Linked DNA regions of Mus musculus: regions 1 and 2 are each linked to region 3. A link is a loop called in an ENCODE intact Hi-C map of the cell type or tissue named here. Cell type or tissue: heart. All regions are shown on one strand. Region 1 has its middle 58 kb from the start of Gm40118. Region 2 has its middle 35 kb from the start of Gm34548. Region 3 has its middle 11 kb from the start of Gm46819.

Region 1 (8,000 bases), 170 kb before region 3:
CTCTGAATCAATGAGCAGATACTTCTAAACTCTCACTAGATCCAAATGAGATAGAAACCTCTGGGCAAAATTCTACTTTCTGTCTGGCTAATGCTGCAGTCTTGTGAATACTTCACCTCTATCTTATGTCTGGCTCAGAAGAGCCACTGTGAAGATGGTGGACTGAGAGGCCCTAGGGCAGTGGACAGGAGTGGAGCCTACGAGGTTTTTCTCAGGGAGCCTGTTTCTACCATCCCTATGAAGGAGAGGGAGAGAGAGAAAGAGAGAGAGAGAGATCTTTCCTGCCCCTAGGCTAGCAATTACAGGAACCAAATTGTCTCTTGCAAGAGGCACTGTGTCTGGTGTCATTTCGACATACAATAAATTGTGCTGCCCATCAGGCTGCTAGAGACCAGCCCTTGCTGGCATTTCCTATGGCTCCCAGAAAGAGCCCATGCGGATGTGAAGACAAGTCAGCCAGCTGCAGCCAGAACCAGGAGTAACCCCTGCTGGCTGAGGGAGTGTCATTCTGTCACGCAAGGGCCCAGTGCATGCCTGAAAGGGCACAGCTTCAAACTGGCACCAGCGACAGATCTGCCAGACTTGTCTTCTATTTGTCAAATCCCAGCAGAGAGAAGGATAAACAATTCAAAGCAGTACAGAATAAAACAATGGCATGAATGTGATGTCTATTATTCTAGGGCAGTGTGTGTGTGTGTGTGTGTGTGTGTGTGTGTGTGTGTGTGTTTAAGACACTGATACTGCCCAGTCCTCTTATCATCACCGGCCTGGATGGTCAGTAACTTTTTCATGGGTCTCATGACTCCATAGGCTCTCTCCTCACCAGTCCTCTCTCATTCTCTCCCTCTCCCTCTCATTCTCTCCCCCTCCCCCTCTCATTCTCTCCCCCTCCCCCTCCCCCTCCCCCTCCCCCTCTCCCTCTCCCTCTCCCTCTCCCTCTCCCTCTCCCTCTCTCACCCTCTCCCTCTCCTTCCTCAGAACTTCTCTTTCAGGGATAGGGAGATGGTTCATTGAGTAAAAGTGTGAGAACCTAGATTTAAATCCTCAGAACAATTAAAGAGGCGCAATTTGAGCCCTCCTGCTGCTGCTTTGAGATGAGAGACAGAAACAGGAGAATGCCCCAGAGTGTGTGTGATCCAGCTAGCCTGGGGTATGCAGATGAAAAGCAGCAAAGAGATCTTGTCACAAACAAGATGGCAGGCAAGGACCATCACTTGAGGTTGTCCTCAGGCTTCACACTGTGGCATTTGTGCACCCACCCAGAGTAGCACCATAGATGCATACATATACACTATATACACCCTCGTTTAAAAAAAAAAAAAAAACCCTCAGTGTTCATAAAACTTTCCTGTTTGTACTCCCTCCAAAACGGTCCCATCTCTGCTAGGATGGACACCCCCATTTCAAATGTTAATACCTTACGGGATCTTTAAGGTCTATCCTAAATATTCCCTCATTTATGACACCCTCCTCCACTCTCACTATGCAACCTCAGAAGTTCAAAGTACCTCTCCCTCTAGAAAACAAAACTGTCAGTAATTATCAATTTCCTAGTACTTGCTTTCGGCATTATGTGCATCGTATTGATACTATTAGTACTCCCATTTTATAGATGAGAAGGCTGAGGTTTAGGCAACTTACCCAAGATCACAAAAACTCCTCAGTTGCACAACCAGAGCTTGGACCCAGAACTACTGGCTCCAACAAGCTCCCATAATTGTTGCACAGAATTCTCTCTTTCACCCAAAGGAGTAAGTTGGGATAGTGTGATTCCCAACACCCAGATGAGCTCATAATCTAAGCAGTGATAGATTAATTCTGATGCCAGGAAAACTTTTCATCAAGGTCCCTCACCCTTGAAACTCTCCCTGAGTTTCCAGAGCTAGCCTAGAATTTTTTTTTTTTTTTTTTTTTTTTTTTTTTGGAAAATGTTCCACTGTGCTACATTTTAACCAAATTTTGTCAAAGCGGGTGTCTCTATCCCAGCCTCTTTCTATCACTGGCTGGGTCCAAGCTGCACTTAAGGATACAGAACAAGGAGCCGGGCGTGGTGGCACATGCCTTTAATCCCTTTAATGGGAGGCAGAGGCAGGCGAATTTCTAAGTTCAAGGCCAGCCTGGTCTACAGAGTGAGTTCCAGGACAGCCAGGGCTACAACAGAGAAACGCTGTCTCGAAAAAAAAAAGAAAAAAGAAAAGAGGATACAGAACAAGGGGAACTGAACTGAAGTCACTGATCATGGGTTATTTATATTCATGCAGTTCATAGCTGGAGCTGGAGTTAAGCTAGGGCCATGCACAAATGACTCTGGGGGAAAGTCCCACCGTCTCTATCAACAACTCCAACCCACCTGGCTTCACCACACAGCAGTGCAGGAACGGAGGTAGCATTGTGCAGGAATATAACTGAGACATCTCATGCTGGCCTTTACCAGAACTTCTGAGTCACAGAGTACAAACCTGTAGCACTGTCCCCAAAAACAAATCTATCAGTGAGTAGAGTCTCATGTTTTATGAATCTTATCAATAATTCAAAACAGACTTGATCAATTGTGTTAGAAGAAAAACAGGCTTATCTTTTTTATTCTGCCTTGAGGACATGACGTGCCAAAACTGTTGTCATATGAGGGAACATCAAAGAGTATGTAACCTAAAACATGGGAAGAAAGTTCTGGAGAGATGTGCCAGCTGCCTAATTAATTTTTCCCTCTTGTTACTTTTCTGTCTTTGTGCTGTCTATCCTCTTTTGAAAAGTATAGTTTATAATTACCTGTCTTCGTGTTTGTAATAAACATCCAATTTTATACCTAGCTCTGTGTCCACAATGCTATTTCCTTTTTCTTAAATAGCTTTTGTCCTAATTGATCACATTTTGCCCTTTCTCAGAACAAGCCCTGGATCTGCTCTCATGAATCCTGGTTAAAAAACGAAACAGCAGCAGCAGCAGCAGCAGCAGCAGCAGCAGCAGCACTCTTGCTATGCAGTCCCCATTTCACCTTCTAAGGCCCCTTTCCATCCAGCTGCAATACTGCAATAGTCACTCTGGTCTGTATATGCATTCCGGACCACAGCTACAGTTTCACAGACTCTCTGATGTTCTCCACCATGGGTACACATATTTATGGTTGTATTTTATCTCTTCCCAGTGACCCTTCTCAAAGTCTTACAAAGACTTGATAGAGTTTCCAAAGATGAGCCCCATCTAGAGACAAGTGATTTAGAGCAGACAAGGAGGGAACCCTTTGGTCCTGGTCTGTGTGCTAGTGATGGCAGATATGGCTATGATGTTCCTCTCTGTGTATTCAGATTGCATGGGTAGGAGCCTTCCTTCCTCTTTCCCTGCATCTTAGGTGCTGAAGGGCATTATTCTGTGATCTTCCTCTTTTCCTGCCCACTTCTACCTCTCAACTGTGCTAATTGGACTACTACTAATATGATGATCTTTGAAAGGAGCAAGAATGAGAACAAGGAAAAGTTCACAGTCCCAGATTTTTCCATCATGGGAAGAATTAGAAAGAGTTCCTGCAGATAACCAGGGAGTATTCCAAGGGAAAATCAGACCCAGTCTGTTTCTGCCAGGTTTGAGCCAGGAACAACCTGATACACTCACATTCCCTGCAAGCAGGAACCAGCCTCATCCGTGAGATAAGAGGCCCTCCAGGGAGTGAAGATAAAGCACTGAAATCCATTTCAAAGATCAGAAGGTGTGGCCCCCCGCCCAGGAAACGTGTCGACCAGCCAACTAGATGGGGATGAAAAGAAAGAATATTGGAATCACACAATTACTGTCTGGCTAAATTAATTGTTACATTCGTCTAAATGGATGAGACGTTTTAATTAGCAGGGTCTGGTTGTTTACCGAAATTGAATATTTGGCATGTGGGTGTTATGTGCACATGTGTGTTTGTTCTAGTGGAGCCCAAGCCGAAGCAAATCTACACTGATTGCTTTCTCCACGGGTGAAGGGAATGGAGGTGTGGAAAAGCCAGCCTTCTCTCTGCAGATCCTCATCTCTGAGCCACAGCCCTCACCTGGCCACCACAGGTGACCTTACAGCTGGAGGAGACATCTGGGGGGGGGGGGGTCAGGGTTAGAGTCAACTGAGGGCAGAATGGGGAGGTAGAGAGCTGTGCCTGATGGAAGATTTGCCCACTTGGTTTGTAGTGGTTGGTTTGGGAGTCTCCCAAATATGCCTGTAGAATGTGTGCCCCCAGGGGGCAGCAGAGGACCAACCCTTGGGTAGTCAGCTACATAGTTACTCCATTGTAGCCAGAAATGTGGGTTTGGTTAAACAGTGATTAGTAACAGGGAGAAAGAATTATCTAGAGAAAGTGCAAAGATTCAAACCACCTGGGGCTTTAGGCGCCCTTGCCAGCGGGAAGGAAGAAGATCCAAACTGGAGGAGATCAGGAAGAAACAAGCAGGGGCATTAAAAGCTAAAAACAGGTTGATGTCTATCTCAGGAGGGACAATGGAACTGAGGACCCACTGTGCAATTCAGAACCCTGTAGCAAACCACCAAGGTGTTGGACCTGTAACATGAACAGAAAGCAAGGATGGAGCCTACCACTGGAGATGCCATCTGTAAGGAATGTCAAAACATTCCTGGAGATGTGGGAAGCTAGCGCGTTCGCCAGAATCCCCCTGCCAGAAGGACTGTGGGGGTTAGTTAGGCACATGGTGAGATCACATGGAGCTAGAAGTAGGTTGGATCATTTGAAAAGAGTTCAGAGAGACAGGAAGCAAAAGCAGGGCACGCCCCTGTTGTGTATACTAAACTATGCTCTTAACCTTGAGCCTTTATTCCACTGGTGGGATATGCATGCACAGTTGGGAAGAGACTGGCTAGGAACAGCACTAAAGAGTCAAGGCCTATCACCAGCTAGGGACACAAAGCTCTCAGCCCTAACTAAAAGGAAGACAAATCATGACCCTAGCAGGTGCTCAGTCTAGATCTAGCTCCATTTGCAATGGTCTGTGTCACTAAATTAGAGTGGGGTAGGGGACCTCCGCTGTCCCCTGCCCACCTACCTACTTCAGGGTCTGAAGAATTAGAGGCCAGAGCATCTTTTCCAGAAACTGAAAGAGTTCTTCTGCCTTCCCCGGGCTGGACCAGGGACAGCGCCTCTGCCTAGAAACAGAAAACAAAGACTTTGATTCCGCCTCTTTCATTTCAGAGTCTGTCACTAAGGTCTGTCTTCATCTGTTATAAAAAGATGCCGGAACGATGCTCGTGGCTACACAGTTGGCAGATCGGAGGCAATGAGATTGTCTCTGGACAGGAGAAGATAATCTCATTTTCTCTGTCTTTTTGATCAGAGGAGCAAGTGGGGGAATGAAATTTCATGCAAGTTACTCCTTTCTGCTGCAACTGATCGTAAGCGTTACTTAACGTTTCTTGAACGCTGAAGAACTGCGAGGCACCAATGATTCCCCCTTGAGCTTGGAAGCTGGAATGGGCATAAAATCAGAACCAAGCAGTTTCAAAGAAAGCTAAATTCCCAAGATTATCTTACCCAGGCCACATGTCTCTGGGCTGGAGTATGCAAGGAAGAGGTGTGGCCACACTTCAGGTCTTTCCCACTGGTCACTTGGAACCTGGCTTGCACTTAGGTGATTCCCTGCCACCACCATGGATCACATCCGAGTCATTTCTTCTTGCTATATGGAAGAGAAAGACTACTTGACAGCTAAAGCAATCAGATCTGCCTTCTCAGATGAAAACCTATGCCCCAACATCCTTCCCAGTCCAGCACATCAAGGCCACATCCTCCTATGTGGATATGGGAGCGGCAAATGGAATGCATTTGAATGAATTACTCTCTCCTCTGGTCTCAATATCTTCGTTTGGGGAAAAAAATGACACAGTTGGGGCAAATAACATCTAGACCCTCTCTCATTTCTCTCTGATTTCAGACTCACTGTCAAGGAGAAACAGCCCAAAGAGGAAACTGAGATGAGTCCCCCAGCTACCGACAGGGGGCTTGTGAAAGGAAACTAGAGTAGCAGAAGCTGTGGTGAAAGAAGTGAGAGGAAGGAGAGAAGACAGAAAGGCTTGAAAGATACTGCTTTAAGGGGTGTTTAACGTGCGTTGCATTTCTTCTTCTGAGCCTTCGAAAGAAAGCCACTTGAACCAGCAAGGCTGAGTGCCTTGGGTCGGGGAGCTAAGGGAGTTGTCTCTCTAGAGGCTGGAGTTAATGGGGGTGCATGTGGTGGTCTGTGAGGCCCCAACAGAACCCTGCCCTAGGATGGAGTTAGCAGCTTTGTGGTGAGGAGGCACCCATGAGAACCTCAGTGGGCTCATGTGCTCAAGCCCTGGTCCAAGTCACACCACCAGAGGCCATTGCACTCTGAAGAATGGAAGACCTGTCTCTCCAGTGCCAAGATATGGGAAGATGGTTTGACAGGCTCTGAGAGCTTTAAAGCTAGAGACAGCACGGAGAAGGGGATGGAAGACAGAGGTTTATAGAGTGATGGAATTAGTCCTTCCATTTGTATGGAGCTTCCAATGTGTGAAGACCTCGAAATGCATCATCTTGGTAGCATCCCTGCAACCCAAAAGCCATCAAGGTGGCTGTTCCTCTCTACTGTTTTGTAGGTAAAGAAGCCAGAGTGTAAATGAGTTGACTGGCCTGCCCAAAGTCGTGAAGATAACTGGATAGAGACTCAGGAGTAATTACAGACAGACAGATAGATAGACAGACAGACAGACAGACAGACAGACCCAGGCCCCATTGCTCCTCTGTCTGGCCTCTGGCATTATCTGAACTTTTCTGTTTTTATTCTGCAAAGCTGAGTAGAAACAGCTTGGGCAGTTGAGGCAGATGATGGGTCTAAGTAAACAATCAACAGGTCTAATCTGCTGTTTCTCCTTTCTAGGGCTGGGACTATGGCTCAGTAGTATAATAACAGTTGGCTAGCATGCTGGTTTTAACCTTAGTCCCACACACTGCAGAAGAACTCCTTTCTTTAGGATAGACAATGAATGGGGTAGAGGGAGTCAGAAGGCCTGATTTCAAATCCTGCTCACTACTTCTGGCTATGTGATCCTAGATCAAATTACTAAATTTTCTAGTAATTTTTCCTTCTGGAAATGGAAAAAGCAGACCTCTTGACAGCTGAGAGCACAGAGAACAGACCTAACGACCTTCAGCCTTAATAAACTCAGTTCTTCTGTCCACTGCAGACATGAGCAGTCACTTTTTCTGAAATCTGCTAACAAATTCTCAAAGACCTCTTCTACCTTAGGCTATGGATAGTTATTGTTTATTACTACCTTTGTGGTTGCTTACCAAGCATTTGTTCTGACCCAGACACTGTTCAGTGCTTCGGTGCTTAACCTGCGTTATCTTGTTTTGGAGTCTAGGTTTAGTTGATGTTATTGGTTTACAATTTTTGATTGTAGAGTCTTGCATGGCCCTGGGTGACCTTGAACTCACTAGGTAGTCAAGGATTATCTTGAACTTCTGATCCTTCTGCCTTCGCCTTCCAAGTGTTGAGATTAGGAGTATGTCCCTGATGGGCTATCTTATTTAACTGCTCTATAACAGACAAGAAGTTCAGAAGCTCACCCAAGGCTACTGTTAACAGTGGCAAAGATGAAAACAGGCTCTAAAGCCAGAGCTTTTAACCTATCCAGGCTTGAGCTGACCCTGCACACTCAAACATGGGGAAGAGTGGGATTCCTTTCTTCATGTATGAGTATCCCGCCTTGGAACCTGAGGAACCTGGCAAATTGGGAAGCAGCCTGGCCAAATTGAAAATGCCAGACTTAATCATTTATGCAAATTCCAGGATTCTGTTTGTTTAAGAGGTTCCGAGTTGAGATGCCTTTGGGAAGCTGGGGGATGTGGATGATCTCAGAAAGCCGATTAGTACACAAAGGGATGTTATCCCTGCTGGAGAAGACAGGCAAGCACTGAGAAGTTCAAGAAAACTTACCGTGTACAAAGAATTCAATTAGAGAAGCAGCCACTAAGATTAAGAACAAAAATGAGCATT
Region 2 (8,000 bases), 280 kb after region 3:
ACAAACATAATTTTCTAAATATGCTTTCTTCTTTAAAACAAGCTTCTTTTGTTCCCTCCTCCATTTTTTTCTCAGTCTCTCTTTTCCCTTCTCTTTTTAAAAAGAAGATGTATTTATTTTTATTTTCTGTGTAGAAGTGTTTGGCCTGCATGTATGTCTGTGCACTGCTGTGTGCCTGGTACTGTAGGTGGCTAAAAAAGGGTGTTGGGTCCCTTGTAACTGGAATTACATACAGATGTGGATGCTGGCAATTAACTTGGGCCCTCTGAAAAATCAGCCAGTGGTCAACTTCTGAGCCATCTCTCCAGCTCTCTTTTTGAGGCATAGTCTCCCTATGTACTCCTGGCCGGCTGAACTTGCAGTAATGCCCCTGCCTCTGCCTCCTAAGTGTTGGGATCCCAGCTATGGGCCACCATGACCAGCTGTCTTCTTTTTTTTTTTTTTTTTTTTTTAAGATTTATTTATTTATTATATGTAAGTACACTGTAGCTGTCTTCAAACAATCCAGAAGAGGGAGTCAGATTTTGTTACGGATGGTTGTGAGCCACCATGTGGTTGCTGGGATTTGAACTCCGAACCTTCGGAAGAGCAGTCGGGTGCTCTTACCCACTGAGCCATCTCACCAGCCCTGTCTTCTTTATCTTAATACATGGTACCACTACCCACCCACCTGCTCAACTAAAAACTCTTGGCTCATCCTAGATGCTTCTGCCTGTCATTATCCCCTTCCCCGTCCAATCTTTGAGCAAATCTAATCCAACACTCTGCCATCTTCTCCATTTCCTCCCAGAAAAGCAGTCCTCAGCTCAGAGTGAGTTGGTTGAAAAATCAGGGAGTCTTTAAGGCTTCTAGAATAATCAGTTGTAGACTCAGACTACAATGGCTTTTCTTGATAAATAAAAGGGAATCCGAGACAATGGGATCTGATGGGGTCCAGGGGTCACCAGGAATGTTCACAAAAAGCAAGCTGGAAGAGAACTACATGCAGAAAGTTGAAAGCTGTCCCTTCTGATGACCCCTCTGCCTTGAAGGGGACATCTTCCCCATGCAGGGTTGAGACTGTACAGTGCTGGAAGACACCTAATTACCCATAAGGGCTTCAAAGGTTCAGCCCAGGTAGGAGCCCAGGCATTTCAAGATAACAGCTTTCCTTTCCTTTTTATTCTGAGTGTGTTAGCTCTCTGCATGATTTGAAAGGCCCTTTTTAACATGAGTATGCTCAATAATTAGGTCCTGGCTTCATTAACACTGATAAGCTTCTGGCTTCTGGGTCTAGACAAGAGAAAGCTAGGAAAATGGATTTTTGTTTTCCAAATGAGTTTCTAAGATGAAGAGAAGATGTGGTGGTTTGATTAGGTATGGCCTCATAGACTCATGTGCTTGAATGCTTGGCTCATAGGGGGTGGCACTGTTAGGACACAGGGCCTTGTTGGAGTGGGTGTGGCCTTGTTGGAGTGGGTGTGGCCTCGTTGGAGGAAGAGTGTCACAGTGGGAGCAAGTTTTGAGGTTGTATATGCTCAGGCTACAGTCAATGAGACAGAGAGTCCCTTTTCTGCCGCTTACAGATCAAGATGTAGGACTCTCAGCTCCTTCTCTAGCACCATGTCTGCCTGCATACTGCCATGCTTCCCACCATGATAATGGACTAAACCTCTGAAACTGAAAGCCAGCCTCAATGAAATGTTTGCCTTTATAAGAGTTACTGTGGTCATGGTGTCTCTTCACAGCAATGAAACTCAAACTAAGACAGAGCAACTTTCTTGTCCGGATTCCCTGGGCTGAACTGAGGGGGGGGTGAGAAGGAGAGGGGGGAGGAGGAGGGAGAGGGAGGGGGAGAAGGAGAGGGGGGAGGAGGAGGGAGAGGGAGGGGGAGGAGGCAGGAAGCAGAGGACACGTCCCCATGGAACACAATGCAAGTGATCTCCTCTCCATTCAAACCATTCACAAGGTAAACTCTGATTCTTCTTATCTCCTAGTTACAGCCTAGAAACAGAGATTATCAGACTGGATAAGTTTAATTTTTTTCATTTTTATTATTTTGTGTTTATATAAGAGACAGGTTGCAGGGTGGTGGTGGTGCACACCTTTAATCCCAGCATTTGGGAGGCAGAGATAAGTGGATCTCTGAGTTTGAGGACAGCCTGGTCTACAGAGTGAGTTCCAGGATAACCAGGGTTACACAGAGAAAACCTGTCTTGAAAAACCAAAACTAGAGGTTGGGGGTCTGTTGTATAGCCCAGCCTGTACTTGAACTTACTAAGTAGCCAAGGATGACCTTAAACACCCTCTGCCCTCCAAGAGCTGGCATTATGGGAATATGCCAGGAGCATCAGTCCAGCTGGTGATGCTCACATCTTTATCCTAAAGAAAAGTGAAGCCTCTGAGGGACCAGAGAGGATATAAAACCTTGCCAGGATCACACAGTTGTATAAAGTTACCCTCAGAAGGGCTGGAGAGATGGCTCAGTGGTTAAGAGCACCGACTGCTCTTTCGAAGGTCCTGAGTTCAAATCCCAGCAACCACATGGCAGCTCACAGTCATCTATAATAGGATCTGATGTCCTCTTCTGGTGTGTCTGAAGACAGCTACAATGTACTCATATAAATAAAATAAGTAAATCTTAAAAAACAAAAGTTACTCTCAGAAAACCAGGTCTTGGCTCAGTGGGTAGTATACTTGCTGTGCAAACACGATGACCTGAGTTCAAATCCCCAACACCCATGTAAACAAAACCAGACACAGTTGTGTGACTCTGAAATCCCAGAGCTCCTATGAGAAGAGAGATGAGAAGAAAGAGCTGAATCCTCAGAAGCTCGTGGGCTGGGGAAGGCCAGACCCAGTGGGGACAACAGAAACAAAGAAGGCAAGGACTGGCCTTGGAGATTGTCCTCTGATCTCCCTAAGTGTGCTGTGGCATCTGCATGTACACACATACTCACACATACCTATTCACACACTCACATAAATCTCATACATAAAAAAACCCACACACTCATACAATCACATATACATAAAAACAAAACAAACACGACAAAACCCAAAATTCCCACAGGTCTTTTTTTTTTTTTTTTTGGTTACTCCAGAAGCAGCAATGTTTTGTGTCCCTCACTGGATCCCACAGGGTGCAGGAGTCTGAGGCATGAACAAGGCTGGCTGGCTGGTGGTCAGGGGTCTTGGGCTCCAGGCTAGCATGGCCCATCTGAAACGCCTCACCTCACAGGGCCCTGAGAAGGGAGGAGGAGGTGAGAGGAAAGGTTTGCAAGAAACATTTTGAGAGCCAAGCCAGCCGGCCTCTGTCCTGGCTTGCACCCTCTCCCGGGAGGCTGGGTGCAGCTGCGAATTCAGCCAGCACGAACCTCCATCAGAACTGGCAATGTCTCTCCTTCTGCTTTCTGAATTATTTATCCCTCCTTTCTTCATTGCACCCCTAGACCTTTTGTAACATTAAAGCTTTAAATAGGTCTGGGTGTTGGTTTGGGCCACAGCGTTTCCCTCCTGCCAGTCAGTCTCTGAGAAGCCACATATCTGAGCAGACTGATGTTCCCCTCGGTCATGGTCATCCCCTCGGCCTGGGTCCTAGGAAACAACCCCTGCCCTGCCTGGGGCTCTTCTCTGCTAACACTTGCTGAATGTATCAAACCTTTATTCAGCTAATTGTGGGGCCAAGAGGCTCTCAGGAAGGAGTTTCATCCCTCCTTCCCTGACGCTGGAGCTGGGCTAACCCAGCACCCACAGGTGTCACCTTAACCATGCAGAGACTCAGCCCCGCCCTCACCTCTCAGCCCAGGGAAGAGTTATGGTTCCCTCAAAGACCTGGAGAGGCTTTTTTTGTGGATCACCCAGAAACTGCTGGTTACTGTAGATTCCTGAGAAATATGGGGTAGGGTGGGGACTATTAAAGAGTCAGGATGGAGATACGGTTTCGGGAGTCTCCAAGGTCCACAGGAGGATATGCTCTGTGGTATGTGGCTCAGTAGAGTTCAGGCCGGGCTGGAAATCCTGATTCTCTGCATCTTTTTGGTACATGTTTGTTGGTTGCAGCCTGGACAAGTCCACCATCCTGTCCTCCTCTCTGCTCCCTCCTGGCTTCTGGACCCAACTGGAAAAAAAAAAAAAAAAGCTAAGTTCCAGATGAGAACAATTTTTTTTCTTTAGCCTTCAGCATGCCTGCTTACTTTGCTCTATGGGGATCTTCTGGCTTGTTTTCTATCACTGTAATGAAATCCATGAGCCTGGATGTTTTGTTAAGAAAATAGGTCTATTTAGCTCACAGTTCTGGAGGCTTAAACTCCAAGATTTGGTAACTCCATCTATTTAGTCTCTGATGAGATACTTCCGACTCCATATCGCAGTAGATAGCATCCTAAGAGGGAGGAGAGAAAGGAGAGAGGGACCTCACAAGGCAAAATGGAGACTAGAGAGAGGGCAGATTTGCTTTTCAGTAATGACTCTCTCATAACCCCACAAGAATTGCTTTAATCCCTTCTCAGGACAGCACCCCAAATGGTCTAAATTCTTCCTACCTGATCTCCTCTTAACATCACCACATTGAAAACCAAGCTTCTAACCCGTAAGCGCAGTGAGGGAGGAGCGTCATACCCAACAACCCCTGGGCTACTCTTTTCTTGCTACACCCTCATCCTATCTCCTAGAGGCCAACCCTCTGGTGTTACTCTGCACGTCCAGAACTGCAGCTGACATCATGGCCTGGTCTTTCCTTTTCAGTCCTCCAGCCTGTAGGTGGCACTGTGGAGTTGGCAGGGTTCCCTGTCCCAGTTCATCACTACATTGCTCAGCCTGGATGTTTTTCACAGATCTAGCTTGAACCTCTCCTGCTGCAGTTTGAATCTGCTCTGTTCCCATGTCTCCCACAGCAGGGCGTTAGAAGAGCGTCTCAAATGGAATATGACTCCCTTGCTTTTCTCTGAGATTCAGAAACTTTAAATTATTTGCCTAAGGACACAGGGCTGTGTCACAGCTGGTGCCTGGGACCTAGATCCCCTCCCTCCCCGCACAGCCTGCCACCCCATCCAGAGACTGAGCCTATCCCAGGGAAAGGCGTGCTGTTTCCCATGACCTGAGCTCTCCATTCACCTCTCAGTTCTCGTATTAGCCGTTAGGTCCAAGAAGCCCCTGGAGATCCGGGAACCCAGTGTAGCTACCAGAACGGGAAAGGGTCCTGGCCTCTGCTTTCCTGCCAGACACCCTGCTGGACTGCACGGGCTCACCTGGGGTTAGAAATGGCACTGCCATCTCTTGGGGCAGCAGAAATTGGGCTTTTAGAGTCCAAAAGCAGCTCTTCCTTGTCAGAAAGACAAACCACACAGGTGTGTGCAGGGACTGGACCCCCAAGACCTAGCTTCTTGCCAGTGCTTAGCTTCTTCTTAGTGACATCTTCTTGGTGAGGGTCTTCAAATGCACCATGAGCGCAGCCTCAGTGACAGTCCACAGCTGGCATCATGGAACGGGGTGTCTCTGTCTCCAAGGAATCATAGGGCTGACAGCTTTGGTGAGCCTGGCCAGCTAGGCGGGAGCAGGCATCTGTTGTGGGAGAACAGTGCCATCTACCGGTGACTGGAGCAATAGCAGGAATCAGCCAGCTTGGCCAGAGAAGTGTCATCCTGAGTCCCTGGAGATGACTATTTAATTAACAGCGCACTGGCCTTTCCTGAATCACATGGGCTAACACAATCTCAGTGAGTTGGTCCTGAGCTCAGAGACCACAGCTGTTTTAAGAGACATCCAGCATCAAGCTGAGGACACATTTGAAGGAGACCCAGCAAGAGAGCCCATAGAAACCAGGCTGCTTACAGAAACAGTGCTCAGGTGTTGGGTGACCCCTCTACTGTGAGTCAATGACTCCATCATCTAGGACTTAGTGCAGTGCCATTTGTGTGCGCTCGTGTATGACTGTGCATATGTGTGTGAGCAGGTGTGCATATGTGTGTACAGGTGTGCATGCATGTGTGTGCACATAGGTGTGGAAGCCGGAGGACAAGCTCAGGTGTCATTCCTTAGGTGATATCCACTTTGGTTTTTTGAGACAGGGTCTCTCTCACTGGCCTGGAATTCTTAGGTAGTTTGGCTGGTTGACAGGCAAACCCCAAGGACAGACTTTTTCCCACCCCCCAGCACAGGGATTCCAACTGCACCGCCACACCAGGCTTGTTCACTTGAGTTCTGGAGACCAAACTCAGGTCCTGATGCAAGGCAAGCACTTTATTTGGCCTTTCTCCCTGTGCCTCAATGGGGACATTTTAACGTGTCCAAGGACAATGAAGGCATCTGGAAGCCAGAGACTACCCTCACCTTACTCTGGACCTGGTCTGTCCTGAGGGAAGCCTTTGCTGTCTCTGCCGACAGAGAAGCTGAGCAGTAGAAGAACCTCCAAAGGTCAGAACAGTTGGTTCCTAAGGTTATGTTGGAAGAGGACGGGGCCATGACCTAGAGTTATTTCTGCTGCTGTAGCCAACACTCTAATAAAAAGCAACTTAGGGGAGAAAGTCAATTCCAGGTTAGAGTTTATATCATCAGTGTGTACATCGTTGTGGAGAAGTCAAGGCAAGAACATCAAACTACTAGTCACTAGTAGTCACCATCCATAGGGTCAGAGCAAAGAAAAGGGTCTGGAGAGATGACACATTGGTTAAGTGCTCTGGCTGCTCTTCCAGGGGACCTGGGTTTAATTCCCAGAATCCACTTGAGCCTTATAACCATCTGTAAGCCCACTTCTAGGGGATCTGACACTCTCCCCTGGTCTCTCTGAGTACCTGGCAGGCACATAGTACACAGACACACATATAGGCAAAATGTGCATGCACGTAAAATAATTAACAATTTTTTTTAAAGAGCAGACAAAGCTGGTGTAATCTAGACCCCAGCCCCAGGTGACTTTGCAGGGAACTCAGGAACCAGCGTGACCTGTTGATCTGTCATCATATGCACATCAGCCTGGGAAGCGCTGGCAGTACCCTCTGCAGCTGGGAATGTGTCCTGCATTCCTAGAAGGCCTTTCTGCAGTCTGCAGAGCATCATAGTTGGAATCACAGTTCCAATGTGACACTTTAATGGCAGTGAGCCAAAGCAAGAAAGGTCATTAGGCAGGGATCTTTGTGTGTGTGTGTGGGGGGGTGGGTTCTTTGTTTTGTTTATCTATTGTGTACATGTGTGTGTTTTCATAAGCCATGTGTGTGCAAAAACTGATGGAGGCCAGAAGAGGGCACTAAATCCACTGGAACTGGAGTTATATAGGCAGCTATGATTTGCCATGTGGGTGCTGAGAATTGATCCTAAGCACACTGTAAGAGCAGTCAGTGCTTTTAACCACTGAGCTACCTTTCCAGCCCGTGTTCCAGCTTTCTTAATCCCTGTGTCTGCCTAAGAGGAGATGGCTAAGCCTACCTTGTCCCTTCCTCCTCCCAGTCCTAAGATGCGGCCCATGAACAGACCGTAGCTCTTCCTTTAATCACTGATGGTCAGCTCCAAGCACAAGCAGCTCATTCTCATTTCCGTCACACGGGAGCCCAGATGAAAATTCATACTCATGTTTCCTTTCTTCTTTCTACACTAGGTAATTAGCTCTTCATTACCATGGATAAGCAATTAATTAATGCTCTGCTAAGAATGATGGAGATCAGAATTTAAAATATGCTCAGTTTGTTTCTTTCCATTTTTCCAAAGAGAGGGGAGCAGGAACATGGTAAGAAAACAAAGGTGGAGGTTGTCCAAGTTAGGGTTTCAATTGCTGCGATGAAACACCAAGACCAGAAGCGACTTGGGGAGGAAAGGGTATATTTGGCTTAGCTTCCACATTACTGTTCATCACAGAGAGAAGTCAGGAGCTCAAACAGAGCATGAACTTGGAGGCAGGAGCTGATGCAGAGGCCATGGAAGGTGCTGTTTATTTGCTTGCTTCCTCTGACTTGCTCAGCCTGCTTTCTTATAGAACCCAGGACTGCTAGCCCAGGGACAACATAATGGGTTGGGCCCCCCCCCCAATC
Region 3 (8,000 bases):
TACTCGCTCAATATGATAGATAACTAGAATATCCTTGTAGGTACAGGGAATGTTAGGTTAGGCTGTTGCCCTCATATAGGAGCTACATTTACTAGAGAGGGGGGAAAAAACTTCTCCAAGGTCATTTCTGCAGCGTTCAGCTCATACCAAGGACCTATTGGTGTATGTGCGCTAAGCACATTCGTACTGTATATCATGCATGCTCTGTTCTCAAAACTAGCAATTTCCTGTCTTCAGCCTCCTAGATGCTGGGATCACAACTCTGCTGACTCCAGTTTACTGTTTGTCTCCTTGTCCCAACTAAGGAAAACTCAGAAGGGTCATCCCAGCTTGAAAACCACGCGAGGGCTGGGGCTATAGCTTAGTGGGAAGTGCTTAGTCTAGCATGCATGAAGTGCTGGATTTGGACCTCAGCGCACATTCAAAAGCCAGTAAATAGTGAAACTATCAAAAATGCACGAGGGTTGGCCATGGCCTTCCTGATGCATAGCAACTCGGTTTCTCCCTCTATCCATCAGGCTCCACGTCCCTTTCTGCTTCCTGGGTGTGGTTAGCTTCCAAGCAGCTAACCTGTAGCCCCAGCTAATCTCTAGCCAAGCCCAAGGTCTTCCTTTTGGTTCTGATTAAGCTCTGTAAAGGAGGGAATATAGTCTTGAGAATGTTTGTCAGTTAGCCAACTCGGGTTACTTCCTTTAATTCTGCATAGCTACTGAATATGATCATCCTACCTAACAAATACGGTGACTTAAGAAACAATAAATTAATTGCCCAAAGATCCAGAGCCAGGCTGAGATGTAAAGTCACAGCTACAAGTCAAGGTCGTGGGGAGGACTGCTCCTGATTGAGAAATGCTGCTAACCATTGCTTGGTGTGTGCTGAGTTGTGTTGTGATGTGTTTGGGTGGTGCTAAGGACCAACATAAACTAGGTGGTTATTCCACCCCTGAACTACATCCCCAGTCCTACAGCTGGGATTTGAACCCACAGCCAGTTGGTTTCAATCCCTTCCACTGGCCACACTACCATTTCGAACAGGTCAGAGGGCAGCAGCAGCTCAGAGATCGAGCACACCCAGTTTCCAGAAAGCCCTGGGATCACCTGTAGTGGCGCACACCTTTAACCCCCAGCACTCGGGAGGCAGAGGCAGGTGCATCTCTGAGTTGGAGGCAAAAGTACTCTACATATTGAGTTCCAGGACAGCCAAGGCTACACAAAGAAGCTCTGTCTTGAAAACAAGCAAATAAGAAAGTCTCAGGATATTAAATCCCCAGCACCAAGAACAAGCAATACATGATGGGAATTAGGACATTAACTGATTGTCAGCCAGATTCCCAAGTGAGTCCACTGGTTGTTTATTATTATTATTATTATTATTATTATTATTATTATTTTGAGTTCTTCAGCTGACACAGGGAGAAACAAAAACAAAAAACCTGGGTCTTGAGGAAAGGACAATTTGTCTACTCACATGGAATCAAATGAGAGACACTTCGGAAACCTCTGGGTCGGTCTCCTGTATTAAAAATGAGAACAAGTCCTAGAAAGGTCAAGTGACTATCCAAGTTCAGGCCATGGCAGAGCCCACACAATAAACTGTAGTCCCCGCCCACCACTTCTGCCTAGGCTTCTCCTGAGCTGACCTGGGACCAGCAGTCAGCCTGGTCCTGGCTACTCCCTTAAGGCCTTCCCTGTCCTCTCCCCTGCTTCCCCACAAAGCTTGGCTTTGATCTTGCTTGCCCGGGCTGCCTAAGCCTCAGGCTGCCCACCAGCCTGATTGCCACACAAAAATCCTGTCCTGTCTCTGAACAGGTTTGACAGCCAGGTGAGGGGAGGAATGAGAAGCATGGGAGGGCTTTTGCTCCCAGGCTGGGCCCCTCCGTCTGGCCTCAGCCCTGGGAAGTACTCACAGGCAAGCTTGCTCCTCAGGTAGAGCCAGGCAGACACAGAAGCTGTAAGCATCTGTCCCCTCCCTGCTCAGACTCTGACTTGCCACACCTGCCTGTGAGGAAGGGCCACCAGGATGCCTCCTGGCCCCTCTCTCCATCAGAACTCAGATGCTACGCTGTCCCTTAAACCCCCGCCTTTTGCATTCTCAAAACTCCCCATCTCTTATCGCTCCCTGCTGTGTGTTCCATCTCCTCTCCCCTGCCTGTCCCACCTAAATCACAGCCTTCCAGGACTCTTTGTACCTCGGGGCAGCTGGTGTCCTCAGGAAGCCCCTGACCAAAGCAATCTGGGGTGGCAGGGCGGTTTGGAGGTGGTGGCAGGGCATAAACAGGCCCCTTCTTCATCCCTAGCATGTTTTCGCTCTCCTCAGCCTGGTGAGTCAGCAGCACAGGGCCACACACAAGGCTCCCATTCAGGGCTCAGCTTCCTTCTGCTATAACTCAGATCTTGGCAACTCTCCCTCCCTCATTCTCTATGTGGGCCTTATTCTCACCATGGGAAAGCTCTGCTCCCTGCCCCGGGCCTCCTCATGCCTCCCAGCCCCCACCAACAACTCCCCAGCACCCACATCAGTCCACATTCCTCACTCTTCCTTTCTGGGAGTTGGGTAATCCCAGCTGGCTGTAGACATATAGGACACAGAACAAAATAGGAATGATACATTAGTGGGTCCTCATTTGCATATCCAATAGAGACTTGTTGGTGTGCCAGCATAAAAGTCTATGATCCCAAGTTGAAGGACAGCCTGGGTTACATAGCAAGATACTGTATTAAAAGGAAATAAATACAGATGAAAACCAGTTGTTTGTTGCTGGTGGCTCTTATGTAACCCTGAGCTGGATCTAGAAATATGGATGCACGCGCGCGCGCGCACACACGCACACACACACACACACACACACACGCACACACACCACTTTGTATCTGCCTCTTAATTTATTGAGCATATAGTTATTAAGTGCTGTAGTTTACACATTGATAGGGAGATGAGTCTCACATAAGTGACATCTCACAATAATGCATGTCTTAAGACATAGTAGGTGTCTCAGATAAGTTGGGGTGGGGGCTGTCCAAGAGCCTAAGAGGAGAGCAGGATCAGAGAGCTTAGAGACTTAAGACAAATAATACACGCAGACAGAAGGGAAAGAGGTCTTGGTTTGCATAGATGGGGTATAGCTGCACTGTATACAGCAAGGGGAAGCAAAAGGAATTTGGACCAAAGAGACATTAAGAACAATAATGTCATTCTGTATGGAACCCTGCTAAATGACAACCTGGGCTAGTCTATCGGCATGTAATGGTAGCTTGCCTTCTTCCCGTGGGGTTCTCTGCCTAGCATACAGCAGCTAGGTTATCTGCCCTTGACCATCGGAGTTGCAGGGTAGGGAAGATTAACTTGCATGTCTGGATTAAAAGACGCTGGTTCTGACGCCACCCTTGGGCACAAATGCCAAGCAGGCTTCTTCAGGCTGGCAGCCTCGCCCTAGTCCCGAAAGCTAGGTTGCTCGCGCCCCCTGGTGTTCGGACGTGGACAACCTCTATGGGACGAGGTGCTGCTGCGCAGCAACCTCAGCGACCTAGAGCGACGCGTTCTACGGCCAAGAGGGGGCGTTGCATCAGCCGCCCGCAGGCAATGCTGCATGCTCACACCCCTGGGTCCAACTTCCTTGGAGACCAGCCTCCTGCTAGGTTCCTTAAAAAATAAAATAAAAAGACGATGATGATGATAAAAGGGGAGAGAATGATAGAACCACTTCACAGGATTGCTATGTTTGGGTTTTTTGGATTTTGGTTTTTGTTTTTCAGTGCTGGGGATTAAACTTAGAATCTCACACTCACCGGGTAAGTGTAATCACTGGACCAGTGAGACAGGATCTCACTCAGTTGTACATGCTGGCCTTGAATTCTGATCCTTCTGCCTCAGCCTTTCAAGTGATTGGGATTACAGACCTGACTACTCTATGAGCCTTGGGTCTCTTAGAGCACGTTTAAAAAGGAAACTAACTCCTAGCCCAAATGAGCCCTCACCAAGTCTTGGATAGTGAGTGACCAACACCTTAGATGTTCTCTTACTGCTAGAAGGGTCAGGTTGAGTATGAGTATTTATTATTTATCCATACACTGCATGATACCTCAGAAATGTTGTGTTGACATCCCAAATACAGAACTCTTAATGAAGTAGGGTTTTGTTTTATTTTGCTTTCTGGTGCGAAGGGCTGAACCATTACCAAGGCTCTACCACTGAGCTAAATCCCCAACTCTTTGTTTTATTGTTTGTTTGTTTGTTTGAAAGACTAGGTCTCATTCTGTAGTTCAAGCTGGACTCAAACTCATAGCAATCCTCCTGCTGCAACCTCCCAAATGTGGGATTACAAACTGGGGTTACAGGCATGTGCCACCATGCCTAGTTTGTTTCGTTTGTGTTTTGAAACAAGCTCTCACTCTCTAGCACAAACTGGCCTGGAACTTTCAATGATCCAGCTGGGACTGCAAGCATGAAACACCACGCCCAGTTTCATGAGCCAAGCAAATAGCCGGGAGACAGCACTCTGGCAGGAACACAAAGAATCCATCCGTGAAGATGTCCATGCCATAGTCACTACTAGGTGTCAGGCACTGCCACAGGCACTTGGAAGAATAAATAACTTTCTGCCCTTTGGGGCTTTTGATGGTAGTGTGTGAGACAAATGCAAAACATGGCACTATTTAGACTGTAGGCATGATAGCCCACACCCGGTCTACAAAGCAAGTTCCAGGTCACTTAAGGCTACTGAGACCCTTTCTCAAAAAGCAAAACAGAGCCTTTAATCCTACCACTTGAAAGGCAGAGGCAGGCAGATCTCTGTGAGTTTGAGGCCAATCTAGTCTACAGAGTGAATTTCAGAACAGCCAGGGTTACACTGAGAGACCATGTCTCAAAAACAAAACAAAACAAACAACAACAGCAAAACAAATACAAAAAAAGGGGGGGTGAGCTGTGGCTGCAGGTATTCGGCCAGTGAGTTACAAAGGTCTGGCAGAGGAAATGACACTTGTCCTGGCTCTGAAGGAGATGTGAACAAGGAGTAAAGGGTCCGAAGAATAGCAGAGCCAGGCAAAGTGCTGGTGCAGATCCAGCACCAAAGCCGAGCAATATTTCAACACCTCACCAAGAGCCTAGTAAGTGTGTGCAGCCTTGGGTGGTGGTGGCATGGACCTGGAGACTCTGCCCAGGAAAAGAGTTTAGACTCCTGGGCCACTGAGAGCTGGAACTGAGGAGATAACCAGAATACAAGCCCCCTTGTGGTAAAGCCAAATTAAGCTTCAAGGTCCATCTCTACCTAGCACAGCTCCTTCCAAACCCTTAAGCACCCAAGCCAAGTGGTCAGCGCAACATTATAAAATGCAAAACCTTTTTGCTCTTTTTCCAACATTACACTGTGCTCCGTGGCGGCTTGCCTTGGAGTGACAGTCACATGCAGTTTTGGAATTGACCTAAAGTTAAATTAAATCAGGAATTAATCGTTATGGGGGGATATGTATTTATTTATCATACATTTTTGTTGTTTTGATTTTTGTTGTTTTGTTTTTGTCAGTCTGTCTCAAGAACAGTGAGGTTGATCAATGGGTAAGGGTGTTTGCTACCAAGCCAAACAACCTGAGTTCAGGCCCCAGAATCTACATGTTGGAAGGAGAAAACCAACTCTGAGCTTCTTCAATGTGTGCACCACGCTACACATGCACATGTGCCCACACCATACATATTGTATATAAACATACTGTATATGAAAAATGATGCTAGATATCATCTTCTGTCGAGTTGTAATTCAAGCCATTGTGATAAAAACAGCACGATGCTGGCATAAAAACAGACACATGGATCAATGAAATCAATGAAAGCCCAGATGTTATGGCCACCCATCTATGACCATCTGATTTTTGACAAATACACACACTAAAAAGAGAGAGTGTCTTTAACAGGTGGTGCTGAGGAAAATGGATATTTGTATGTAGAACAGTCAAAGATCATCCTTACCGATTACTTTGCCCAATAAAACAATTCTGAATGGGTCAAAGCCCTTCACATGAGACCTGAAACTTGGACACTAAGGGAAAAGTAAAGAAAACTCCTAAAGTTATAGGCATGGGTGCTGGCTCTCTGAATAGGACCCAGTCAGTCATTTTGGAAGTAATGCCAACAGTCAATGAGTAAGACCACATTGAGATTAGAGAGCTCTGTAGAGCAAACAAAATGATTGATAATTAATATTTAATATTTTAGTAAGAGATAGGTTGGACTCAAGTCCAAGTGGATCAAGGACCTCCACATAAAACCAGCTACAGTGAAACTTAGAGGAGAAAGTGGGGAAGAGCCTCAAACACGTGGGCCCAGGAGAAAATTTCCTGAACAGAACACCAATGGCTTATGCTCTAAGATCAGCAATTGACAAATGGGACCTCATAAAATTGCAAAGGTTCTGTAAGGCAAAGGATATTGTCAGTAGGACAAAACAGCAACCAACAGATTGGGAAAAGATCTTTACCAACCCTACATCCAATAGAGGGCTAATATCCAACATATACAAAGAACTCAAGAAGTTAGACTCCCAAGAATCAAATAGCCCTATTTAAAAAGTGAGGTACAGAGCTAAACAAAGAAGAATTTTCAGCTGAGGAAACTCGAATGGCAGAGAAGCACCTAAACACCCTCAGCCATCAGGGAAATGCACATCAGAACCACCCTGAGATTCCACCTCACACCGGTCAGATGGCTGAGATCAAAAACTCAGGTGACAGCAGATGCTGGCAAGGATGTGGAGAAAGAGGAACACTCCTCCATTGCTGGTGGGATTGCAAACTGGTGCACCCACTCTGGAAATCAGTCTGGCAGTTCCTCAGAAAATTGGACATAATACTACCTGAGGACCCAGCTATACCACTCCTGGGCATACACCCAGAAGATGCTCCAACATATAATAAGGACACATGCTTCACTATGTTCATAGCAGTCTTATTTATAATGGCCAGAAGCTGGAAAGAACCCAGAGGAATGGGTACAGAAAATGTGGTACATTTACACAGTGGAGTACTACTCAGCTATTAAAAACGATGAATTCATGAAATTCTCAGGCAAATGAATGGAACTAGAAAATACCATCCTGTGTGAGGTAAACCAGTTTCAAAAGAACACACATGGTATGCACTCACGAATAAGTGGCTATTAGCCCAAAAGCTCCAAATATCCAAGATATAATTCACAGACCACATAAAGCTCAAGAAGAAGGAAAACCAAAGTGTGGGTGCTGCTTAGAAGAAGAACAAAATCGGGAGGCAGAGGCAGGCAGATTTCTGAGTTGGAGGCCAGCCTGATCTACAAAGTGAGTTCCAGGACAGCCAGGGCTATCAGAGAAACCCTGTCTCGAAAAACAAAAAACAAAAAAAGAAAACAAAACAAAAACAAAAAAAAACACAACAAAATAACTCATAGGAGCAATTATGGAGATAAAGTGTAGAGCAGAGACTGAAGGAACGGTCATCCAGAGACTGCCCCACCTGGGGATTCATCCCATATACAGTTACCAAACCCAGACACTATTGTGGATGCCAAGAAGTACATGCTGAAAGGAGCCTGATATGGCTGTCTCCTGAGAGGCCCTGCCAGAGTCTTACAAATACAGAGGTGGATGCTTGCAGCCAACCATTGAACTGAGCATGGGGTCCCCAATAGAGGAGTTAGAGAAAAGACTGAAGGAGTTGAAGGGGTTTGCAACCCCATAGGAAGAACAACAATACCAACCAACCAGACCCGACACACCCCTCCCCCAGAGCTCCAGGGACTAAGCCATCAACCAAGGAGTACACATGGCTCCAGCTGCATATGTAGCAGAGGATTGCCTTGTCATACATCAATGGGAGGAGAGGTCCTTGGTCCTATGAAGGCTCAATAGATGCCCAGTGTAGGGGAATCGAGGGTGGGGATGTGGGAGTGGGTGGATGGGTGGGAGAACACCCTCATAGAAGCAGGGGGAGGGAGGATGGGATAGGGGGTTTCCAGGAGTGGGGAAAACCGGGAAA

What was found. Hi-C counts contacts between places; a loop is a spot of excess contacts. Peaks named below come from ENCODE experiments on the same cell type or tissue, not always from the same donor. Only the 100,000 strongest peaks of a DNase experiment are listed, where the experiment ranks them.
Region 1: it touches region 3 in a loop (4-fold over the local background); 6 of 42 quality-filtered maps call a loop at or near these places.
Region 2: a loop joins it to region 3, with 3 times the contacts of the local background. A loop is called at or near these places in 3 of 42 quality-filtered maps.

What each region holds. Positions count from the first base shown.
Region 1 is chr3:105,161,780-105,169,779 of GRCm38, reverse strand. No RefSeq gene overlaps it. Among named protein-coding and RNA genes, the nearest start is that of Gm40118, 58 kb to the right of the region's middle. In heart, a CTCF peak has its summit at 4,217 (motif pointing right); no DNase peak of the experiment used is centred here.
Region 2 is chr3:104,711,915-104,719,914 of GRCm38, reverse strand. No RefSeq gene overlaps it. Among named protein-coding and RNA genes, the nearest start is that of Gm34548, 35 kb to the right of the region's middle. In heart, a CTCF peak has its summit at 4,747 (motif pointing right); DNase peaks (open chromatin) are centred at 5,544 and 6,964; H3K4me3 peaks cover 637 bases.
Region 3 is chr3:104,988,389-104,996,388 of GRCm38, reverse strand. No RefSeq gene overlaps it. Among named protein-coding and RNA genes, the nearest start is that of Gm46819, 11 kb to the right of the region's middle. In heart, no CTCF peak of the experiment used is centred here; DNase peaks (open chromatin) are centred at 1,688, 2,308, 3,448 and 4,548; H3K27ac peaks cover 1,774 bases.